Linked DNA regions of Mus musculus: region 2 is linked to region 1. The links are chromatin contacts, found by POLR2A ChIA-PET in ENCODE. All regions are on one chromosome and are shown on one strand. The core of a region is the stretch at or near the end of the contact, and the rest is flanking DNA. Distances in the headings are between cores, read along the strand shown.

What was found. ChIA-PET counts read pairs that join two places held with the same protein, here RNA polymerase II (POLR2A).
Region 2: POLR2A ChIA-PET joins it to region 1 with 10 read pairs in embryonic stem cell. The contact joins the enhancer-like site here to the promoter of Mkks in region 1. POLR2A ChIA-PET finds 5 or more read pairs at or near these places in 2 of 5 experiments (Patski and embryonic stem cell).

Annotation. Positions count from the first base shown.
Region 1 is chr2:136,889,151-136,892,888 of GRCm38, forward strand. It overlaps Mkks (McKusick-Kaufman syndrome), which reads right to left and starts at 2,256. Exons shown (of 6, transcript NM_021527.2): 1 at 1,893-2,256. It overlaps Slx4ip (SLX4 interacting protein), which reads left to right and starts at 3,018. Exons shown (of 8, transcript NM_028834.3): 1 at 3,018-3,211.
Region 2 is chr2:137,095,893-137,099,747 of GRCm38, forward strand. It overlaps Jag1 (jagged 1), which reads right to left. Exons shown (of 26, transcript NM_013822.5): 6 at 301-431. Among named protein-coding and RNA genes, the nearest start is that of Jag1, 19 kb to the right of the region's middle. Within about 2 kb of position 1,324, at least 1 of the 3 ENCODE cell types and tissues checked has a DNase peak (open chromatin) inside an H3K27ac peak, as active enhancers do.

The DNA.
Region 1 (3,738 bases), core at 1,006-3,505:
AGTTTACAGGCGACTGTTTTAGTGACCTCGATTGTCACTGAAAACCTTTATACTCCTAACAGGGTTACAGTTTAATCTGTTATTACAGCATACAAAGGCCATCCAGATTTAGTTTTTCCCAACGAGTTTTCAGAAAATCGAGTAAACCAGGTCAATATGGCTGAGTCATAAAGCAATAACTTAAAGGGATGAACTGTAGATTCCTATCGCCTGGACTTCAAATCTCCCCTCAATCCTCTTTACACCTGTACTGTCTCAGCTAAGTCACTGGCAAGAGTACTAATGAGTTCCACATCAAGAACCTGCTGTGCAATACACGCTCCTGCCGCAGCCTGGACTCAGTGATAGATAGGTAAGGACTGGTACTCAGTGATAGATAGGTAAGGACTGGTACTGTGCTTTGATCACCGGAAAAGGGAGGATGTGTTTTTCCTTTGCCTTAAAAAAAAAAATGTTGTTGAGATTCCATGAGGCAGGGTCACATGTAACCTGTGCTGGCCTCCAATTCATTATGCTAGACAAGAAAATGAAAATAAAATATTCAGCTGGGCGTGGTGGCGCACGCCTTTAATCCCAGCACTTGGGAGGCAGAGGCAGGCAGATTTCTGAGTTTGAGGCCAGCCTGGTCTACAGAGTGAGTTCCAGGACAGCCAGAGCTACACAGAGAAACCCTCTCTCTAAAAAACAAAGAAACAAAAAAATTAAATTAAATAATAAAATAAAATTTCAGATTCTCAAGAAACAGGTTTTGTGGTTTTGTGTGTGTGTGTGTGTGTGTGTGAAAGTGTGGAAGCCAGGTAAGCAATGAAGGAAATAAGAAAACTTTTACAGCACAGAAAAGCTGCAAAGACAGAATGGATGGCACTTATGTTTGTCTGAGGACAGTTAATAAAGAGTTGGCAAGTGATCAGATGTGTGAACTTCTGGATACCTAATCTACATATACAGAGGTGTTAGGCAATACCAGAAATTTTGAGCAAACATGACAATCAACTTTAACTTCTATTACAAATTAGTTATCTTCAGAAAATTAATTAGAAACCAGTAAATAACAATAACGAAAAACCTCCAGACCACCTCACATCCAAACTATACATAGTTGCTTATTTGGGGTAATCTCTCCATGGCAGGTTGTGCATGTTTGATATCAACAGACACTAACCAGACTCTGTGTCCACTGAGGTGCCTGGGTCATGTTCAGAGAATAAGGGGAAAAAGCAAGAAATGATGAGAGATATGTAAATCTCAGAAACTGGCTAACAACCCGAGAGTAAAACTCCAGAATGACAACTGTCTTTTTGCTTGCCTTGAGTAGTTTAGGCTGTTCATTTCCCCCAACGTGTCAACTTATTGCTTTCTCAAGATGCCAGCAACTGTAAATAACGTGCATTTTAAAGGTATTTCCAGTTCCTGTGGCATTATGGGTCTGTCATTTCAGTTACAATTCTTGTGCATGTGAGTTTGAGGAAGCTCTATTCAAACTCTACCTGATATTGGTCACTCCTCCTCACCCACACTGATCCATCATCAGATAGTCACATCCTGAAGCTACTTTGTTTTTATTGTTGTTGTTTTGTTTAGTTTGTTTGTTTTCCGAGACAGGGTTTCTCTGTGTAGCTCTGACTGTCCTGGAACTCACTGTGTAGACCAGGCTGGCCTCCAACTCAGAAATCCGCCTGCCTCTGCCTCCCAAGTGCTGGGATTAAAGGCGTGCACCACCACCGCCCCGCTCTGAAGCTACTTTGAAAGCTGTCCTTGGGCCAATCCGGTAGCCAGGTGCCTCTGTATCCCCGCCCCCAAATACCCTTGTCCCAACCACTCGCGACCTTTCCGTGCGGGGACGCGGTGAGGCCGCAGGCTGGCTTCTCCACCAGCGGCCTGGCCCCTCTCACCTGCCCACCAGCAGCTGCACCTCTAGGTCAGGCCACCTTCACCACCAGAAACCAGAAATCGCGCTTGCACAGCAACCAACCACGCAGCGGAGCGCCACCACCTTTGCCCTGCGCGGCAAGAAGGCGCATGCGCAACTCTATGCTCACGCGCACCACCCCTCCTTCCCCCGCCCCTCTTCCGGGGTTTGCGTGAAGCTCCCGCAAAGGAAAGCTGCGGCCGTCACCGGAAATCTTACGGGCAGACGTGTATTCTGTCTGTGCGCGCTACCAAAATTGAAAGGTCACATCACATCACATCACAGCACCAAGAAGGTGGCAGAGCGTGCGGCTCTCTGCTCTCTCGAAAGGTATTTGTAGAACGAATGAAGCTGTTACCAGTCCTAGGTGGCGTTTCCTCTGTTCTGACCAATCACAAGGCGCCTTGCCCTGTCACTCAGTTGTCAATTCCCACCTCTCTCAGGACGCCCTAAGCTGTAGAAACTGGCTCCGCCCTGCCGGTCCGAGTGACGTCAGAGAGCGAACATGCGCAGACAGAGCCTGTCGCCATGCAGGAAACTTCCGCCCAGTCTAGGAGCGGGGTTGGCAGAAGTCGGGAGTCTTCAATTCAGTGCCGGATCCGGTTGGTTAATTTCCTTGGCTTTGCCTTTCTTTTTTTTTTCTTCAGAGATAAGTCTTTTATTCTTTTGAACCACCCGAAGCATTATGAAATTATGTTTAAACATATTTTATTTCGCTTTTCTCTGGCACCGTGAAAGGCACCTTTATTTTTCAACGTATCTTTTAATCTTCCTCATTAAAAATATTTTCTACTCTTGCCCTATAGTTTTGTGATACGAAAAACACGGCTTTTGTTGTTGTTGTCCATCAGTACATATCGTTGACGTACAGTGATACATTATCTGCCAATTGTATTTGTGGCTTTTCCAACCTCTTAAAAAAAAAAAAAAAATCCGCTTTGGCCGCCATTTTTATTTTGGTCTCCATAAAGCGTTGATATCATCGACAGAAGCCATTTTTCGTTTGGGCAGTTCTTTCCGGCTATCCCATTACCTTAGCCAGGGCTTCGGGCGCCATCGTAGGTGCTGGCAGTGGCTTCCAACCGAATGAAGTCGATAATGCCATCTTGTGTTTGGGCGCTGGTTGCATTCTCTAACGTGCGAGGGGACGCTGGGAAACGGGAAGTAAGCCAAAGCTGCTGAAGCTTGGTCTGCCGCCTTTTTAGTCTGAGTTTTCCCGTTCAGGTACTATACTAGTCCACCAGTGACCCCGGACAGTAACAAAGCATTACAGCCCGAACCCACCTCCCGCCACCATCGTAGGTAAGAGCGTGTGATACTTCGTTCGGATAACCCAGCTCTTCCCTCAGTTGGACCGAACTGTTTGGCCATCTTATACCAATACGTATTTTTGTTTTGGATTTTGGGACTTAACACAATTTTTCTCTTAGGTATTCCTTCTCTTTCCATTAGAATTGTTAAACACCACTGTTCAGGAAGACTGAGATTTAAAGGGACAATAACGTTGAGGGAATTTCCGTAGAATAACAAAGCAAAATGGATGGAACAGCAAATTTGATCATTAATTGTATGGCTTTCTGCATCTATAGAGGTGAATATAGCTCCCAGAGGACTTTAAAATGTGATCAGCTGTGTTTGTATATTCTTCCCATTCATTCATTCATTCATTGAATTTGTTGAATACTTAGCTAGTTTTGTGCTATAAAATATAGAAGTAAACTTCAAAACAAAACAAAACGAAACCTCCTTTTCATCCACTTGCTTTGATATATCCAAAGCTGGGACCAGGAACATAATGTTCTAATGTTTTTTTTTTTAGCACTGCTGGA
Region 2 (3,855 bases), core at 74-2,573, 210 kb after region 1:
GCGTGGGCTTTAAGACCCTCACCCTAGCTGCCTGGAAGACAGTACTTTGCTAGCAGCCTTCAGATGAAGATTTAGAACTCTCAGCTTCTCCTGTGCCATGCCTGCCTGGATGCTGCTATGCTCCCACCTTGGTGATAATGGACTGAACCTCTGAACCTGTAAGCCAGCCCCCATGAAATGTTGTCCTTATTAGAGTTGCCTTGGTCACGGTGTCTGTTCACATACATAACCTGTCCCATAACCTCAGTTCCCGCCCACTAAGCCCTCATGCCACCCCCCAAGGCTTCACAATGGTCATACCTTTGTCACAGAGCTGTCCACCCCAGTTGGTCTCACAGAGGCACTGCCAGGGTTCATTGCAGGTGCCGTGGACACATCCTGGGTGCGGGATGCACTTGTCGCAGTACAGGCCCTGCCAACCGTACTGGCACCTGCAGACAAACAGCCGGGGATGCACATAGTTACAACACACAGCTATTTCTGGGTTTTGCCCCCTGAAAAGGACAGGATGGCAGATTTTTCAGACTTTCACAGGGTTCTGTATGAGTAACCTCACAGTTGGCCCAAAGTGTGTCCTCTCAGCATACCCTGACAAAAGAAGAGCTATCCAGGGAGCGGCCAGCATGGGGTGCCCTGCACAAAGCCATTCTCTTCTCAGTCTCTCAGGAATTGAACCAAGGGGTGGGGATGGGAATAAATCAATCCCAAGTCCTCATCAGGACAGACCATACAAGGGAAGGAGCCTCTGGTGACACCAGCTGTGCAGCTCTGCAACAATGCACATGAAGCCCCACTCTGCTCAGAGTGCACAGGATTCAGGGCCACAGGGTGCCAGGGTAGCACCTCGCTGGTTTTGTAGACTCAAATGGGAAGGAGAATGGCCTCCTTACAGAGCCCTGGATCTCTAAACCAATCTCTGTAGGAAGGAGAGAGGGGAACGGGGAACGGCAACACTGGGAACCAATTCATATATAATTTATGACCCATTACCCAAGCCAGGCATGCTGATTTATAGTTATTTTTCACTTTAGAAAAAAAGAGGGGGGGGGTCAGAAGAGAGGGGCCAAGCTTGATTTGTCTAGCTTTGAGGGAGCTGGGTCTCCTTTCTAAGAGTTCAAGACTTCTTTTGAGGTCAGATGGAATGTCTGATGCCCAAACAAAACCACAAACATGAACCTTCACCTGGGGTGGGACAGGGCAAGGTCTCAAAACCACTTTCCCCTTAAGTTAGTTTCAAGCCCTCTGCAATTTGAACCTCCCTCTCAAAATCAAGCTTTAACAAAGGGCCCTCTTGGAAAGGCAGGGCCCAGCCACCCACCGGCATGCTGATAACAGAGTGAAGATGGAGCAGATGTTGGGCCTGCAGAATCAGCCCAGAGCAGGGCCTAGGGAAATGCAGGATCAGATCCAAAGCCCTGTGAACTTCTCTGCTGTGACTCTTGGGGGGCGGGGAGCGGGGGGCGGGGGCGGAGGGGGAGGGGAGGAACTTTGCTTTCAGTTCCAGAGAGCTGGAGGCAAAGGAGCAAATCCTGGTCATGGGAAAATTATAGAAATCTAGCTATTAGCTAATCACCCAGGCTGAGAAGCCACTGAACCCTTGAGAATCCTGACTACTTCCTAACCTCTATCTACACCCAAACACCGACAGACAACCACTAGAATGTGGGGCTTAAAAGTTAATCAGACACAGGAGTCTGGCATCTCTAAACTAGACCATCAGTTTAAATGACAAATGACTATTGAAAAGACTGATCTAAGGACAGAGTATGCCACTAGATGGGAACCATTCTCTTCAGAGGCAGACACCCAAGTCAGTGGGAGGTAGGAGGGTGGGAAGCCATTCTGTCAGATCAATATTCTTAGCTTAGAAGACATGAGGTAACTGATGGGACCACAATCCTCTGTCCTCCCGCGTTGTCCCAAGTGAAGCGTCACTACACGTCTTCAGTTTGCCTAATAAAACCAAGCCGGACGGCTGAGGACCCAACCAACCTCCTAATTAATGAAGGCTCAATGCCCAAGCCTAAAAAAGCAACCATAGGAGGCCATGGATGACTTCAAACAAGAACAAATAAAAATCCTGACCCTAACAGAGGCATCTACCACGTTATCCCGGGGTAATGATAGATGATTAGCAGCCCCATGAGAAGCTGACGTTCTGGAGATGATGATTCATAATTAAGTTTGATATTATTGTCAGGCTGGCACGAAACCAGTCTGTACACCCAGTAAGGGACAACCCAAGTCCACCTGAGACCAACAAAATCAGTGAAGTTTTCTCCTGTGGGTGAGTCAACAACAACAACAACAACAACAACAAAGCTCATGTAATACATAACCCAAAAGACAACTTACAGGTAACTTGTAATGCAACTATTTCGGGAGCAGGACTCAACCTGAACTTCCTTAGCTGGAAGGTTCTGTTTTGATTTTCTTTCAAGGCAGAGAGAAGGAACTGGGCTGGGAGACTATGCAAATGGCGTGTGGGAAAGTTGCACCTTAAGTAAATAAGAGCACTGGTGCATGTCTGGGCAGGGAGTGGGAGGTGAGACTTCGAAAGAGAAAGGGCTCAATTCTGGAAACAAAGCCTGTTGTTCTGGCTAGGAGGGCCCTCCCCTGCCCAGCAGGGTGTTTATTCTGATGACAGTAGCACACATCTCGCTGATGCTATCGGAGCAGGGAGCAGGCTCAGAGGCTGGAGAATAACTAGCGCTCTTACTTTCTCCAGAACAGCCTTAATTAGCAGAGTCATTGAAGGTAGGTTTCTGCTCCACCTCTGACAAAGATGCTGTTGGATGCCGGGTCAGCTGTGACCAGGCCCGTTCCTTAGTGGGCAAATCCTATTCAGGCTTCCTGGAAATCAACTTTCAAAAGCAGGAAGAAACAATTCCAGGACAACCTGTTCTTAGTTTACTCCCGCTGCCTTGGATCTCTTAAGCATCAAGTTTGCACTCCCATGGTTGGGGAAGAGAACTCAGGGTGGGGCTAAGAGTCATCAAGGTTAAACCTATGGGTGGCTGGTTAAAGCAGTAGCCCGCGTGTTTGCTGAGGGATAAATCACTGAGCAAAGTTGTCAAATACAGACTCCTAGGCCCAACCAAGGCCTGGGAAATCTGTGCCAGTTGTGGGAACTGGGAACCTGCACTTCTAACAATTCTCTGTAAATTCTACAGTTTGGTGACCAAAAACTGTTTTTTTGTTTTGTTTTGTTTTAGTAAGGGCACCAGGCACCTCCTTCTATGGGTTTGTGCCTTTAGACTGTTTCAAAACTGTCTTTGGCTCAAGTCAGTGCAGCCTTTCAGAGCAAAGGTGACAGGACTTGAAGAGGGTCCACTTAGTGTCTCATCAAATTTGCTAATTCTGAAAGGCTTCAGGGAGAATAAAGCCTGAGACCAGTCAAAAATGCCACAGACCCCAAAGGTATTTCCTGAAACAAGTCTTTTTCCAAATTGGCATAATGTACATTTCAAAAAGCCCCCAAAACCGGCATCGGAAGGGGAAACAGGCTGGGTAGGTTTCCGTTTGGTTTCAGTATTGTCCCTGGACCATAAAGAGCAGACTTCAAAGGCCAGCAGCAAAGTCTACATTCATCAGGCTCCACCGAGCAGATTCCAGCACAGCCATTAACCTCCAGCAACAGCGCAGCTCCCACTGCAAAGGGGCCAGGAGATTGTACTAATCCCATTCTAAAGAATGCTGGACTTTTGCCTATTGATGGGAAAAGTGGGGGAGGGTGCCAGAGGAAAAGCCAGGGTGGAGGAGGAGACAGGGGAAACAAAGCTTCGTCCCAGTCCAGTACATTAGCACTTAAGGAAGATTACAAATAGGTCTTACCAATTTACAGAACAGTTAATA